3 separate regions of the Mus musculus genome follow, and all the other regions are linked to region 1. A link is a loop called in an ENCODE intact Hi-C map of the cell type or tissue named here. Cell type or tissue: left cerebral cortex. All regions are shown on one strand.

Evidence for each region. A loop is a pair of places that touch in the nucleus more often than their neighbours do. Peaks named below come from ENCODE experiments on the same cell type or tissue, not always from the same donor. Only the 100,000 strongest peaks of a DNase experiment are listed, where the experiment ranks them.
Region 2: a loop joins it to region 1, with 8 times the contacts of the local background. A loop is called at or near these places in 13 of 42 quality-filtered maps.
Region 3: a loop joins it to region 1, with 6 times the contacts of the local background. A loop is called at or near these places in 2 of 42 quality-filtered maps.

Annotation. Positions count from the first base shown.
Region 1 is chr3:58,414,109-58,419,108 of GRCm38, reverse strand. Tsc22d2 (TSC22 domain family, member 2) reads right to left here and starts at 4,389. Exons shown (of 4, transcript NM_001081229.2): 1 at 1,496-4,389. The coding sequence starts at 3,420. In left cerebral cortex, CTCF peaks have their summits at 2,622, 3,948 and 4,149; DNase peaks (open chromatin) are centred at 2,727, 3,310, 3,738, 4,405 and 2 more places; H3K4me3 peaks cover 5,000 bases; H3K27ac peaks cover 3,175 bases.
Region 2 is chr3:58,689,183-58,694,182 of GRCm38, reverse strand. It overlaps Siah2 (siah E3 ubiquitin protein ligase 2), which reads left to right and starts at 1,795. Exons shown (of 2, transcript NM_009174.3): 1 at 1,795-2,787. The coding sequence starts at 2,368. It overlaps 4930593A02Rik (RIKEN cDNA 4930593A02 gene), which reads right to left and starts at 1,594. Exons shown (of 9, transcript NR_045167.1): 1 at 1,562-1,594. In left cerebral cortex, CTCF peaks have their summits at 1,931 and 2,696; DNase peaks (open chromatin) are centred at 2,009, 2,725, 3,312, 4,684 and 3 more places; H3K4me3 peaks cover 3,798 bases; H3K27ac peaks cover 2,268 bases.
Region 3 is chr3:58,252,282-58,257,281 of GRCm38, reverse strand. No RefSeq gene overlaps it. Among named protein-coding and RNA genes, the nearest start is that of Gm26166, 36 kb to the left of the region's middle. In left cerebral cortex, no CTCF peak of the experiment used is centred here; a DNase peak (open chromatin) is centred at 3,124.

The DNA of each region.
Region 1 (5,000 bases):
ATAACTTACTTAGAAAATAGAGGTTGCTGCTAGCTAGAAAAGATAAGGTGCTATTGACCACCATCAAAGGTGAAAGGTAAACTCCACCTTCCTGTTATATGTGGCCCTACCCTTGAAAATAGGAGCAACTAGAGAACAGAGGGGGTTTTGTTGTTGTTGTTTTGAGTTGCTCATGAAGTCAGTTTTCTTTCTTTCTTTTTTTTTTTAATCCCACTAAATGTTTCAGTGACCGGCTGGCCGACTAGCACACTTAAGAACACTGAGTTCTCAAGTGCAACAGATTTCCCACAACTTGACTACAAAAATCATGAATTCTGAATCACAAAAAACAGTGATGAATGAATTCCAGTCAGCATTTTTAAACTAGCAGAAATATATATATAAAATAAAACAAGGATAACTGGAAGTCAAAAGTTAAGGCTGTGTGAGTCTAAAATGCTGAAGAGAAGCTTTATTATTTCATGGTAGTCTTCTACATAACTAACGATTCTAGATCATACCAAATTCTGACCCTTTTAGCTCCTAAAATTAACCTCTCTCAAAAACATACAATGTAAGAAGATACCCAACTCTTTCCCTGTAATTTTTAATGTAGTGTTAAACTGCAATTAAGTTTTTAACAAGGTTGGAATTATGTAATGTCAAAGGTCTATGTGACAGCTCCTAAAGAACAAACCAAAAAACCCCCTACAATTCCTAAGTAGGCCACAACCAAACACCACCACTATTGAATAGTGTAGTAATACACTAATTTTTACCTAAACTATTAAAAAAGCAATCCTTACACTCTAGGTAGAGGGAGTTGGTTACAGACATTTCAAAACTCTAGTTTTTACTACTGTTTAAGCATTCCACACCTCCCTTTCCTACACTAAAGACTGATAGGAGAACATCCATTTTCCCAGTACTTTTTCTTTGCTTTTTTTCCTCTTTTGCTTAAACAAAAATATTATCTTTGAAAAGTTACTGGGAATTCTCACGACCCCCTTCTATAGACTCACTTAGGGATAGTCAAAGCTAGACTTCACATTTTATCATTCTCTCCAGTCTTCCAAATTCACTGATGGAGACTGCTTCTATTCCATCACTTCCCTGCCCCCAGGAAAAGGCTTTCTGGTTTTCAGTCTTACCAACTCAGGCAAAACTCTACCATAAACATTAAAAAGTAATTTACTACCTTAGAAAGGGACCCTCTTTCTTACTGAAGGGGGGGGGGGCAATACCAGCTCTCATCTTCAAACTATTAAGCTGAAATACATCAATCATGTTGAATCACTATCCATTTAATTGCTTAAAAAGAAAACAAAAACAAAACAACAACAACAAAAATCCCGTGACTTTTGTCTCCTTACTTCAAAACTTTGAATTGATTTTTACCAAATTTAAGTTTTAAAAATAAAGACCCTAAGTGGAAACAAACTCCCCAAACTGCATCTTAAGATATTTGGGGCAAGCAACTCTATCAGATATTCAAAATTTAAAAAAATGTACATACCTGTCTTCATCACCATCAACAGGAATAGCTATGCTGAATACAGAGGTGGCCAGACTGTTCATAGGTGTTAACTGAAGAGGGTTTGTCAGGGCATCTGCAACTGGAGGCTTCACAACAGGCTTACTTTCAGCAATGAGAGAAAGTGGTGCTTGAGGTAGGGGTTCTGATTTTCTTCTAGTATCGTCAACTTGCCCGACTAAAGGCTGGGTCTGAGTCTGAAACTGGCTTAGGTCAGACTGTGGTAGACTTGTTGGTGCACTGTGTGTGCCTTGAGCTAAGGGTGAACCAACTTGCTGGATGACGCTGCTGCTCCGGCTGACTGGCGTATGGCTGCTCAGCTGCTGAGACTGGCCCAGAGGCGCGGGTACATTTGGCATAGTAACAGAAGTGGTGGGCACACTAGGCACGCTTGGAACGGGTACCGCTGCAGGCACGTTTGGAACTCCGGGCACCACGGTGTGAGGACCACCAGGCACGGCTGGCAGCTGACCACTGCCACCCATCTGCTGCGGAGGCTGCACGGGCTGGGGCTGCCCAACCCCAGTAAGCCCGGAGCCTGGCTGCACCACGCCTCCTAGAGCAGCTGGGGCCACTCCGGCCGGCTGACAAGGAGCGGCCTGGCCTACAGGAACCGGACCCGGGGCCACAGCTTCACTGGGCTGGGCGGAGGCGCCCATCATCTGGGCACCCAAGGAGGAGACGCTCTGGCCAGACCCCAGAGGAAAGCTGGCCGCGGAAGCAGAGGTGGCGCTAGCGCTGGTAGACAAGGGCTGCGCAGGGCTTGGCGGCTGCAGGGCCACGTGCGGCGGCAGGTACTCACTCTGGCCGGATGGCTGCATCGGCAACAAATGCCCGGGTGGTATCTGAGGCTGGGGATAGGCGAACTGCTGTGACAACGAGGAGCCGCCGGCCGGGCCGGGCTGAGCTGCCAGGGCCACAGGCTGCGCCAGGTTGACATTCGGCGGCGGCGGCAGCCCCTGACCGACAGGCCCGGGGAGGGCGCCTCCGGCCACGGCTCCCTGGAGCTGGGTTGGCTGAACGGCTGCTGTCATTGGCTGCGGCCCGGTCGCCGCTCCCGGGAACGGCGGCAGCGACGCCGAACTTGGAGCCACAGCCCCACCTACGGGCGGTGGAGGCTGCGGCTGCCCGACGCTGAAACTCTGCGGCTGGGCGAGAGTGGGCTGGCTCATTTTCTCCGACGGGGGTAGCTGTGACACAGCAGTCAAGGAGCTGTCAGTTCCCGAGTCCAGCCCGTGCGCCCCCTGCATGGAGGCCACCACCACCACCACCGACCCTCCGGTGGCTCCCAGGCCGCTGTCCCGCTCCGCAGTCTGCTCCAAAGTATTGCTGTGTCTAATGCAATCCCCGGACCTGGTGAGGACGCTGCTATCCGAATCCCGCTCGTAGTATTCCATACACGTCCATCGGCCGCGCCGGTACGGCTCCCCGCTCCCGTGGTCTAGTTTGATCACGCGGAAACGCGAACTACAAGTGGCAGGGGGCTGAGATGGAGTTGCACTACTCGGCCCAGGAGTGGACACCGAAGCGGCGGCCGCCGCCAGGGTCTGGGCGAGTGCCCCCGCCACGCTCCGGGCCGACACGCCACCGCCGCCTCCGTTGGCGGGCGCAGCTGAAGCGGCTGCCAGCTGCCCATCCAGGATGAGGTTCGGGGACACGGTCCCGGGAGTTTCCGCATCCCCGACATTGTTGAGCGTCTCTTCCGAGGAGCTACGCTCGCACACCTCCTCCGGGCCGTAATCCGTGGCCCGGGAAACGTCGAAGATCTCGGAGGACACGTCCTCCGTGCGCGACTCGTCCGGGTCGTCCAGGCTCTCGGTGTCCTCGGTGATGCTGGTGGCCACCTGAGCCGTGGTGACACTGGTGATCTGGAAGCAGCTCTTCTTCTTGGCCGGCATCTTGGACATGGTGGAAGAGGCTGGAGGGCAGAGGCTCCTCTGGGACCCCACCGGAAACCGAGAAGGGCCGAGCACGGGCCCCCAAAGACAAAGTCCGAGTTCGCGCCTGGGTCTACGGCCCACGCCGCCAAGTCACGGGCTGCTCTGGGCGCCGGCGTCTCGGCGCGACATCCTCCTCCTCCCTCCTCACCTCCCGCGGCAGGGGTGCCTCAATTCAACTCCTCAGCGACGGCCCGAGCGTGGTCCAGGGGCGGGCCGGCTGCTCCAACAGCTCAGCCTCCGCGGTCAGTCCAGCCCGGCGCTCGGCGCGGTCAGCAGGCCCGGCTGGGGGTGGAGCGCAGGGCGCAGGAGGCGGCGGCGGCGGCGTGAGGGGCGGTTCTGCCCCGCTCGGGCTCTCCTGGCCGGGTCCCGCGGCTGCTCCCGCGCGGCGACGCGGAGGAAGAAGGCGGAGCGGCGAGGCCGGGACCGGCGCTTCCTGACGGACGGGGCTGGAGGTCCGCGGCGGGAGGCAGCCCTCCGTCCCGGGCTCTAGCCCGAGCGCAGTCCGGGGGCCATGCCGGCGGTGGCGGCGGAAGCCCGCTCGGGGGCGGGGAAGGCCGGCAGTCTGGCCTCCCTCAGGGAGCCACCCGCGGCGGCGGCGGGCCCGGCCTCCTCGCGGCTCTGAGGCGCGTGAGGGGCGGCGGCGGCGGCTGAAGGAACGGCAAGCGAGCGGAGGTGCTCGGCGGCGTGAGGGGAACCGGTGGCGGCGCCTTCCGCTTCTCCGCGGCGCGGCCGGCTCGGAGACTCCGGAGGGAAAAAACAAAACAAAACAAAACAGAAATTCAAACTGCTGAAGCAGCGGCTGCAGCTCCCTCCACTCGGCCAAGATGGGGCTGAAATGGCCGCGCCAGGGATGCTGGGAGGAGCAGCAGCCCCGCAGCCGCTGCCGCCGCAGACTAAAATGCCGCCGCTGCCGCAGCCACCGCCAGCGCCGCAGCCGCCGCCGTTCCGTGACGCGCCGGCGTCGTGACGTCACCGCCCCGCCCCCTCCGGTTTCCTGCGGCTTCGCGTGGAGGCTTGAGGGGGGTTCGTGGGCGGGGCCAAGGGGGTAGAGAAAAGGGAGCGGGTTCTTTTATTTAAAAAATTTTTAAATTTAAATTTCCACACTGCAGGTTCACTAGGAGAGGAAAAGCCAGAAGACGGTTTTAATTTGTAAGCCTGGGGCATCGCATGGTTTAGGGCCGGCGTGTGGCGATCCTGGATGACTGGAGGTCATGTGCTCGGTCTAATGTTTAGCATAGTCTTAGAGGAACCTGGGCGATAGGGGAAAAAAGTAGGGCGATCCAGCTGCCGAAGAGGTGCATAGCTGGAGAAAGCGAACCGGGTTAAAAGTCCTGAAAATATATGTTAACTAGGATAGTGGGAGAAGTGAGATTTAAGAGAAACGAGGGTGACTAACACAGAACATCAAGCCAGACTGAGTTAGAAAGATGATCTTTCAGACAGAAATTCTGTCTATAAAAAGCGGCGGCGACAGGGATGGTTACTTGCCCAAAGTAAAGTCGGTTTCGAAAAAGATTAGGAGTTAATAACATATTCCAAATTTTCAC
Region 2 (5,000 bases), 280 kb before region 1:
GTATCACTAAGTTGTTCATGCCGGCCTTGAAGTCACTTTGTAACTCAGGTAGCCTTTGAGTTTAGCATCCTTCTCACTCAGCACCCCTAAGGAGCTGAGTTTATAGGCCTGCAGTCTGGACATTTCCCAAACCTCGGAGATCCTTTGCCCTGCCTGAGCGGTTTACCACTCCTGCTTCTGTCCTAGAATTTAAATGAGTAAGAACTCTTCTCAGGACAGTGGCTGGCATACACAAAGGGAATATTTGCAGGGTGATTAGGTGGCATGTATCACTAAGTTTTTCTCTACAACTTTAGATAACCCAGTTACTCATGAAGTCTTTCTAGATTACAAAATTTAACTTTGTTTTTTTTTCTTTGAGCAGATTCTATTCATTGACTCTAATAATAAATATTCACTGTTATTTTTAAACTACGGCTATCATTTACAAGGTGGCTATGATGGATGAGGTTCTACAAGAATGGCACAGAGAAACTCAAATTGTTTAAATTCACTTTTACAGAGTAGGAGACTGGAGCCAGGAAGGTGGCTCAGGAGGGTAGTGGTGCCTGCATCAAGCCTGCCAACTTGAGAAAGTCGACTCCCACAAACCTGTCCTCTGACCTCCACGTGTGCACACAAGACAGTCACAAACTAAGTCAGGATATTAAAAAGAATTTCGCTCGAAGTCACAGGGCACTATTTTACCCTATCCTGACTAATCTCTGTTTTCCTACAAAGAGTATCAATACTAGCTTTTTCCAATTCCAGTGTCATCAGTTCAGGCATAAAACGCTTGCCATAGCAATTGTGTGCAGGGTATGTCCATTATACGGTTCACTCCAAACTCTCAGGCGCTCTCTAATTCTGGGGTTCTGAATGGTGAAGAGTACCTGGAAATAAGTTTTACTGAGACTAGGGGAACCCTCGGAGAGTTCTCTTATTGCTAGACCGGAAGGTAGGCTGTAGATGTCCCCTGTCCCACCCCCACCACACTTAAGGTTTATTTTTATTTATGGGCATGTGTGTATATAATGTGTACTGGTACCAAATGGTATCAGATCCCCTGGAGCTGGGGTTACAGGCAGTTGTGGGTGCTGGGGACCAAAGTCTGGTCCTCTAAGAGTAGTATGTTGAGGCGTCCCTCCAGCTCCCGTGGGTGCCTTTTACACCTCTAAGATGGGGATCTTAGAGACTTTCCATATGTCGGGTGTACAAAGACAACTCAGGAAGAATCCAGCACCAATCCTGTCAAGCTGAGGGTTGGTAAGGGGTAGGTTGACCTCACCCATTTCCTTCTTCCCAAAGCCCCAGGTAAGTAAGCTAAAAGCCTAAGGTTTGGACCAGGACTAGACGTTAAGGACTCAGGCACCAGAGGGTCTCCTGTCATTTGGGGCCTCACAAACCCAACCCACGTGTATGGTATTCCTTGGAGGTTTTAATTCTCCATCGAGTCAGAGTTGTCAAAGAGGTTCAGGTTCTCTCAATCAGAGGCGGCCAATTCCAAGAAGCTTTCGCCAGTGGGCTTTCGAAGGAAAACCTAGCGTTAAGGTCCCAACCACTGAAGAGCCCACCCTCGTACCTAACTGCCGGGCCACACCCGAGGCCTTCGCGCGGCTCCCGCCCGACTCCGGGTCCCGCCCCCGCGTGTCAAGCTACCGGCCGAGTAGCCTGATCGCCAGCTGCTCCAGCGCGTCAATGGCTAAAAGAAACGTGGGATTCCGAGCCCCGCCCCCCGCCCCGCCCAGCCCCGCCCCGCCCCCGGCGCACTCGCGCGCCCTCCACGCCCACGCCGGGCCAGCAGTTGCCCTTCTAGCTGGAGTCGGTGCGGGTCGGCGTAGGTCCCCTGGGAAGGGTCGGGAGACTCGGGCTACGTCCTTTCCCTGGGCTGCCGGCTTCCACTGTCGCAGAGAAGCGACCCCACGCGGCGGCGATCGACTCATTCAAGGGCTCCCAGCGAGGAAACCGCTCGGGCGCTGCCAGCTGGGTCGGGCGGAGCTGCGCGGGCCGCAGGGTGGCTCTGCCAGTCCCTGAGTGCCGGGTCGGCCGCACACGTGTCTTAGCGTCACGTCCGCGCGCGCCCCCGGGGCTTGCGTCAGCTGCCGCTCCTGAAGCGAGTGGGCCAGGGCTCTGCGCACCAGAACGCCGCCGGAGGAGGGCACCGCACGGCCGCGAGCCCCGAGAGCGACGACCATCCGGGTGCCGCCGAGAGGATCGGCGCGGTCCGGTCCCCGCCCTCCCGGTGCCGGTCGGGTCCGCGCTGGGTCCCCCGGGCTGGGCGCCGTGGCGTTGCCCCGGAGCCCGCCACCCGCGGGGCGCGCACCGCCTTAACCCGGGCGGCCCCGCGGCAGGCAGACGCCCGCAGGTCCATGGTGGGCTCGGAGCGCGATGAGCCGCCCGTCCTCCACCGGCCCCAGCGCTAACAAACCCTGCAGCAAGCAGCCGCCGCCGCCTCAGACCCCGCACGCCCCGTCCCCGGCTGCGCCCCCGGCCGCCGCCACCATCTCGGCAGCGGGCCCCGGCTCGTCCGCGGTGCCCGCCGCGGCAGCGGTGATCTCAGGCCCCGGAGCCGGCGGCGGGGCCGACCCGGTGTCCCCGCAGCACCACGAGCTGACCTCGCTCTTCGAGTGCCCGGTCTGCTTTGACTATGTCCTGCCCCCCATTCTGCAGTGCCAGGCCGGGCACCTGGTGTGTAACCAATGCCGCCAGAAGTTAAGCTGCTGCCCGACGTGCAGGGGCGCCCTAACGCCCAGCATCAGGAACCTGGCTATGGAGAAGGTCGCCTCGGCAGTTCTGTTTCCCTGTAAGGTAAGTCCAGCCACCATCCGCAGATCTGCCAAGGAACCTTCCAGAGTTCCGGTGCCCTCCAGCGCACTTGAAGGCCCTAAGAGGCGAATGGCATTTCACTGTTTCCATCTGTCTGTCTGTCTTTCTCCTCTCCTCTCTCTCTCTCTCTCTCTCTCTCTCTCTCTCTGTCTGTCTCTCTCTCTCTCCTCCCTCTCTCTCTCTCTCTCTCTCTCTCTCTCTCTCTCTCTCTCTCTCTCTCTCTCTCTCTCTCTCTCTCTCTCTCTGGCGCACTCTCTCTGTCTCCGGTGTGTACGTGTGTGTACCTTGTCTATTGTTTCCAGGCCAACCTGTCCATTTTGGGAACTAGCAACTAGGGTTGACGTTTGCCGGAGCACTGACTGTAGATAAGTTGGCACTTGATGACGGTTTAGAAGCATCCCAGCTCTCCCAGCCAAGTGCCGCCGCGTCCACCGCAGGGGTGTGCTCTATAAAGCCTGGGCAGCTTAATGTGAACAGGGAAGCTGGCAGTGGAGATTGTGGAGGAAGGAAGCGGACGGTTTCCAGCGCTGAGCTTGGCGAGAACGGTCCTGGATTCCTCCTGGACCCAGTGCCCAAGATCTGGAGCACTTGAGAGAGCGCTTTGTAAGGGGAAGCGGATACTGCCTGCTTAGCACGGGAGCCCAGAAAACCCAGCAAGCCACGCCTTCTCTCAGCTTCCCAGACTTGCGGAGGACTCAGAAGTTGTAGCTGCTGTTTGGTTTTTGTTTTGGTTTGTTTGTTTGACTAACTGCGATGAACTCGAGTCCACAAGGACTCAACGCAGACACTTAAGAGCGTTATTAGTTCTCTCTCCAGTGACAGCATTTTATTTAGTTGCCTGTGCTGGGGGGTGGGGTGGGGTGGGCAAACCACAAGTCAAAGTCCGAGCTCTCATTCCCATGGCTCCAATGGTTTGTTTAGGACCTGTGTTTACATCCTCACGGCTAAATTAATGGAATCATGCATGTCTATATCTGAAAGCTTCTTTTTTTTAATACTCACAGAGATAGTGTTTTTTTTTTCCTCTGCCAACCAGGTTTACTAATAATATCCTCACCTGAAACTTGACTTGATCTCCTGTATTTTAAATGACTGATAGCATTACATTGTGTGGTTCTGCTATAACATCCTGTTGCCAACACTGAAACCCTTACAAAACTCCCCACAGTCTCATTTATATGCCTCTTTCTAACCTAGACCTCTGTCAAGGAGTTCATTTTCTGAACTTATAGGTGGGAATAATGTTAATATTTCTGAGATTTTTTTTAATGAAAGTAATTGTTCTACCTGAGACTGTTTTGTCTTGCCTATCTCCTTAGTGATTAATTTTTAGGGCAAGAGCTGTTTTAAATTAAAAATAGCTCACTGGAAATTTTCGTTTTAGGCTTCATAGTCAAGTCAGTAAAATGAGTGAGTTACTTTGGCCTTCTGCCCAGCTACAAACCCAATTAAAATAGCTTATTCAAATAAGGGTTTAGGCTATAGGGTCAGCTTATTAACTTGCTTGCCTTTAGCCCCACCCCAGGTCCTGCTTACTAATTCACTCAACTCAGGTGCTGCATCTGGGCAATTCGGATAAAATAGTTTCATGCCGCCCCCTTTTATTGGAAGCAGATTTTCCCCCTCCTATAATACAACCTGATTATAATTTCCCCTCCCTCTGCTCCTCCCAGTTCCTTCCCACCTCCCCTTGCATTCTGATCCCCCTTTCTGTCTCTCATTAGAAAAGAATAAGCTTCTAAGGAATGGTAACGATAAGGAAAGGAGCCAGAGAAGGCACAGCCAGAGACCCACTTGTTCTCCCATTCTGGAAGCCGTAATATACACCCAGAGGACCCTGTGCATGCTGTGTGTCAGCATCTGTCCTCCATCACTGTGCCTCGCTCAGGATAAACTCTTTCTAATTCTATTTACCTGCAAATGGCATTCTTCTTAATGACTGAGTAATACTCACTGTGTAAACCGTTCCACACGTTCTCTATCCATTCTTCTTTAGGGAGACATCTAGGAATTATGAACATGTCTGAACGAGTGTCACTGCGGTAGGAGGAAGCACCCTTTGGATATGTGCCCAAGAGTGGTAGAGCTGAGTCTTGAGGTAGATCCCCATCTTCCTGAGGAACCACCACACTGATTACCACTGCGGCTGTGTGAATTCACACTCCTCCCAACAGTGCATGGGTGCTCCTCTTATT
Region 3 (5,000 bases), 160 kb after region 1:
CCATTGCTCTGTGTTTTTCACAGTTTGTGTGTGTGTGTGTGTGTGTGTTTGTTTTATTTTTTTAAACCATCTGGTACAGACTCAGAAGTAGATTCAAAGCAACGCTTACCTAGCAACTTTTTAACTAGAAACCAAGGAGGCCATAGAAGAAAGTTAGGGATCCACAAATATACATTTGATTGGATTAATTTTGTTATTTTAAAAATTAAGGCTGGGCCCATGCCTGCAATCTCATCACTTGGAAATCTGAGACAGGAGGATTGCCATGAGTTTGAGACCAAATTGGGTCTAAATATGTCACCTCACATTGACAAAAATAAAACTCTAAACAAAAAACACTCACCTAGTGAGAATAGTTTGCTTCTCAAATGTGTGATAGATTATAGTTCAGCAATACAATGGCAGCCACAGTCTGATATTGTGTGAGGAAATGGTTCACCTTTCAACTTCTAAATATGCATGCCCCTTCCCTCTGTGTGTGTACAGGGGAGCCATCAGAGACCTTATTTTATGGAAATGTTCCGTTATTAAAAAAATAGATTAAAATTCACTCATCTATCACTTCCTGTGGAAAAGCTGGGAAACATTCATAGTAAATGTTCAACCAATATTTGCTCTTATTTCAGGCAGGCAGAGAATATGAGGCTGGAGATAGAGAACTAGGTTGACTCTACTGTCCGACATATCCGGATGTTTACCAGTGAAGCTGAGTTCCATCCTGTCTCGGACACCTACAGTCTTGTTCTCGTGTGCTGTTGCAGGTGCCTCCAGAGCTCCTTTGAATTCCAGGTCAAGCACTGCTCCCCACTCTGTTCTTGGGCACTATACAACAACTTAATGTGTACTGAGATAGCTCTTTCTCAGACACTGGGGCCATTTAAATGGTCTATTCTGAAGCTTTTCTGAGAGTACTCTTCCTCTGTCCTTTCATGAGTGACCTGGCATCTTATTCTCCCTTCGGTTGACAGGGCCTGTCCCTCGTGGTAATGGGTCGGTCCTTTCTACGAAGTTGAGTGCTTCCAACTTAGAGCTGGGATAAGCGAGTGAGGAATCCAGACAAAAACCAAAGACTCAAGTTCTCCTAAAACAAAACACAAAACAAACAATACCAAAAACCTAAAACAACAACAACAATAAAAAAATAGTACTTAAAAAATATATGACAAATAAAGCAACTCAACAAATTTTCAAATAAATACATTTTTAAAAATGTATTTTTTCCACAGCTTTCCTATTTTCTACCAATATATTATAGAACCTTTGCAAAGAACACTGGGTGATCAAGGGAAAGGCCAATAGCTCTATCTATAGGTAGCTTACAAATCTGGGCTCCCTGTTGGTGGCTACTAGGAGTGCCTTGTCTGTAATCCATCACTTCTAACTCACCTGGGAGGTGGTCAGCAATTGAGCCATTTTTTTTTAAGGTGTCTGGTTCAGGTTCCCTCCCTTTAGTGGGTTTTCCTCCCAGCACCATTTTCTGACCTAAAGATACAACCCTGTACAGACAAAACCAAGCATGCTCACAAGCAAACCCAAACTATTTCAATAGTAGACTAAGTGGTATTAATGTCGGGAAGTCCACTGTTTCAGGTTCCTTCCTCCCTAGTTCTTCCTTTCCTGACTAGCTCTGTCATTGTTTTCAAAGTTTGTCTCAGACAGCCATCGGAAGATTTTTCCAATTTTTGTTCTCTGAATTTTGACATTCATCTTGTGACTCCAATCTGTTGACTGGAATGGGGGCACAGAGTGAATCACCCCCACTGGGCTGTGAGCAACTTGGATAGAGGGCACAAACACGGCTCTGTTAGTCTACTCAAGACATCTTATTGCTAGCCAGAGATCAGTGAACGTTTGTTGAAATCAGGTGGTTCTTGCTGCAGAGAGTGTTGGACAGTTAGCATGATACTTCTGGCTGTATTTTCCCCATAGTTTTAGCCATAAACATTTTAGATTTTAAGCACCTAAAACCCGTGAGTCCTTTCCACCTTGTCTCCAAGATCTAGCACATCTGGATGCATCTGTTTTCTGACTTTGGGTGCTGCTTCTGTTCTAAGTAGGTGCCAATGACTCCTGAAGCACCTGGCTGTTGCACATGTCCCAGTGTCCTTGTAGAAGCCTGTGCAAAAGCTCCCCCTGCAAAACCCCTGAGGTTTTGCTGCCTAGGGTTGCAGCTGCAAAGAGATACTTCAGACAAGCGTAGCTGCTGAGGCTCCTGCGGGGAAGAGCCCTGCTCATGCTACTAAATAGAAGGATGTGTACAAACTTGCTTTTGGTTTGTTTGGATAGGTTTTTTTTTTTTTAAAGACTTGACCCTTTCCCTACATTTTTCCTATGAAGCATGTGACTGATAATAAAAAATTACTGAATTGAGAGAGAGAGAGAGAGAGAGAGAGAGAGAGAGAGAGAGAGAGAGAGATTTGTGTTCTTGGCATTATTATTATTTAATCATTCCACACAGATTACTCCATTTTGATGTTCAGGATTCTATTTAGGAGCCTCTGAATGTCTCTTTGGTTTGCTAGGATTGTTAACACAGGTGGTAAGGATGAAGATATTTGTTTATGGAACGAGTAACTGTATGGATGGTACTTTTACAAAAGAAAACATTTATTTTTCAAAGTCAGAGAAGGTTTTCTACATTTTCCAGTCATTGGAATGGCAGATTGTGGTAAGTTATAGAAATATTTTTTTCTCTCTGTGGCTTGGAGTCTCTTTTTAGTAAACTTTCTCAACATAACAAGTTTTAACACTCAGTCAGGACCACAAAGAATGATTTATAAAAGAATCAGCTCCATTCAGGACATTTAAGAATAATTTAAAAAAAAAATGAAAAGATTCCTAAGTTCTCCCCAACAGGTTTAGATTCCAGCCTTGCATTCATGAAAAAACATTGAAAGATGTGACTCATACATTGTTGATAGTTAATAGAGACACCACCATGTAGTAAATCCGTGTCTAGGATTTAGAAAAAGGGAAGAGATAATTTTGGGAGAGATGCGCAGAAAATGGAGCAGTTGGTAGGAACACAGATTGATTCAGCCACAGTGGAAAATGGTGTAAAGGTTCCTAAACAAATTAAAAATAGAGCCACTGTATGCCCAGCAATCGCTCTTCTGGGCATACACCCAAAGGAAATGAAATCACCACCTCGGGAAGATAGCTGTACGCCCACGTTTACTGAAGCATCATTCACAATGTCCATGAGACGGAAACAACCTAAGTGTCTATCAGCAGAGGAGATGGAGAAACATAGCACGTATACACACAGTAGAATATTGTCCAGCCTCAGTAAGAAGATCTGTGATTTCTGAGAACACAGATGAGCCCAGGGAGCAAAGTCAAGCCAGCCAGACATAGGAAGGAAAAACATTGACTGGGAACATATATGTAGCATCTGAAATAAAATCAGGCACCTCAGGAAAATGGATAGTCAGCGTATCAGGATAAAAGAATCAAGAAGGATAACACAGTTGTGGTTCTGCAAGATGAAGGAGAATGAAGAACTAATGCTCACTACGAGGACTGGAGGAATGCTGCACACTTGAGATTTGCTAAAAAAGGTACATTTTAGGTACCTTTTAAAACAAGTTTTACATTAATTAAATAATTAATTGTGTGTGTTTATATAGGTCAAAAGATAACTTTTTGGGAATTAGTCTCTTCTTCCACCATGTGGATTCTTGAGGATCAAACTTAGGTTGTCAGGCTTAGCTGCAGGTTATTCAGTTGTAGATCTATTCACAGGCTCAGGCTCAGGCTCAGGATTAGGCACAGGCACAGGCACAGGCACAGGCACAGGCACAGGCACAGGCACAGGCACAGGCACAGGCACAGGCACAGGCACAGGAACAGGCACAGGCACAGACAGGCACAGGCACAGGCACAGGCACAGGCACAGGCACAGGCACAGGCACAGGCACAGGCACAGGCACAGGCACAGGCACAGGCACAGGCACAGGCACAGACAGGCACAGGCTCAGGCTCAGGCACAGGCACAGGCACAGGCACAGGCACAGGCACAGGCACAGGCACAGGCACAGGCACAGGCACAGACAGGCACAGGCACAGGCACAGGAACAGGCACAGGCACAGACAGGCACAGGCACAGGCACAGGCACAGGCACAGGCACAGGCACAGGCACAGGCACAGGCACAGGCACAGGCACAGGCACAGACACAGACAGACACAGGCACAGGCACAGGCACAGACACAGACACAGACAGGCACAGACACAGGCACAGGCACAGACACAGACAGACACAGGCACAGACAGGCACAGACACAGGCACAGGCACAGGCACAGGGCTCAGGCACAGACACAGACACAGACAGACACAGGCACAGATAGGCACAGGCACAGGCACAGGCACAGGCACAGGCACAGGCACAGGCACAGGCACAGGCACAGGCACAGGCACAGGCACAGGGCTCAGGCACAGACACAGACACAGACACAGACAAACACAGGCACAGGCACAGGCACAGACACAGACACAGGCACAGACACAGACAGGCACAGGCACAGGCACAGGCACAGGCACAGGCACAGGCACAGGCACAGGCACAGGCACAGGCACAGACACAGACAGACACAGGCACAGGCACAGGCACAGACACAGACACAGACAGGCACAGACACAGGCACAGGCACAGACACAGACAGACACAGGCACAGACAGGCACAGACACAGGCACAGGCACAGGCACAGGGCTCAGGCACAGACACAGACACAGACAGACACAGGCACAGATAGGCACAGGCACAGGCACAGGCACAGGCACAGGCACAGGCACAGGCACAGGCACAGGCACAGGCACAGGCACAGGCACAGGGCTCAGGCACAGACACAGACACAGACACAGACAAACACAGGCACAGGCACAGGCACAGACACAGACACAGGCACAGACACAGACAGGCACAGGCACAGGCACAGGCACAGGCACAGGCACAGGCACAGGCACAGGCACAGGCACAGGCACAGGCACAGGCACAGGC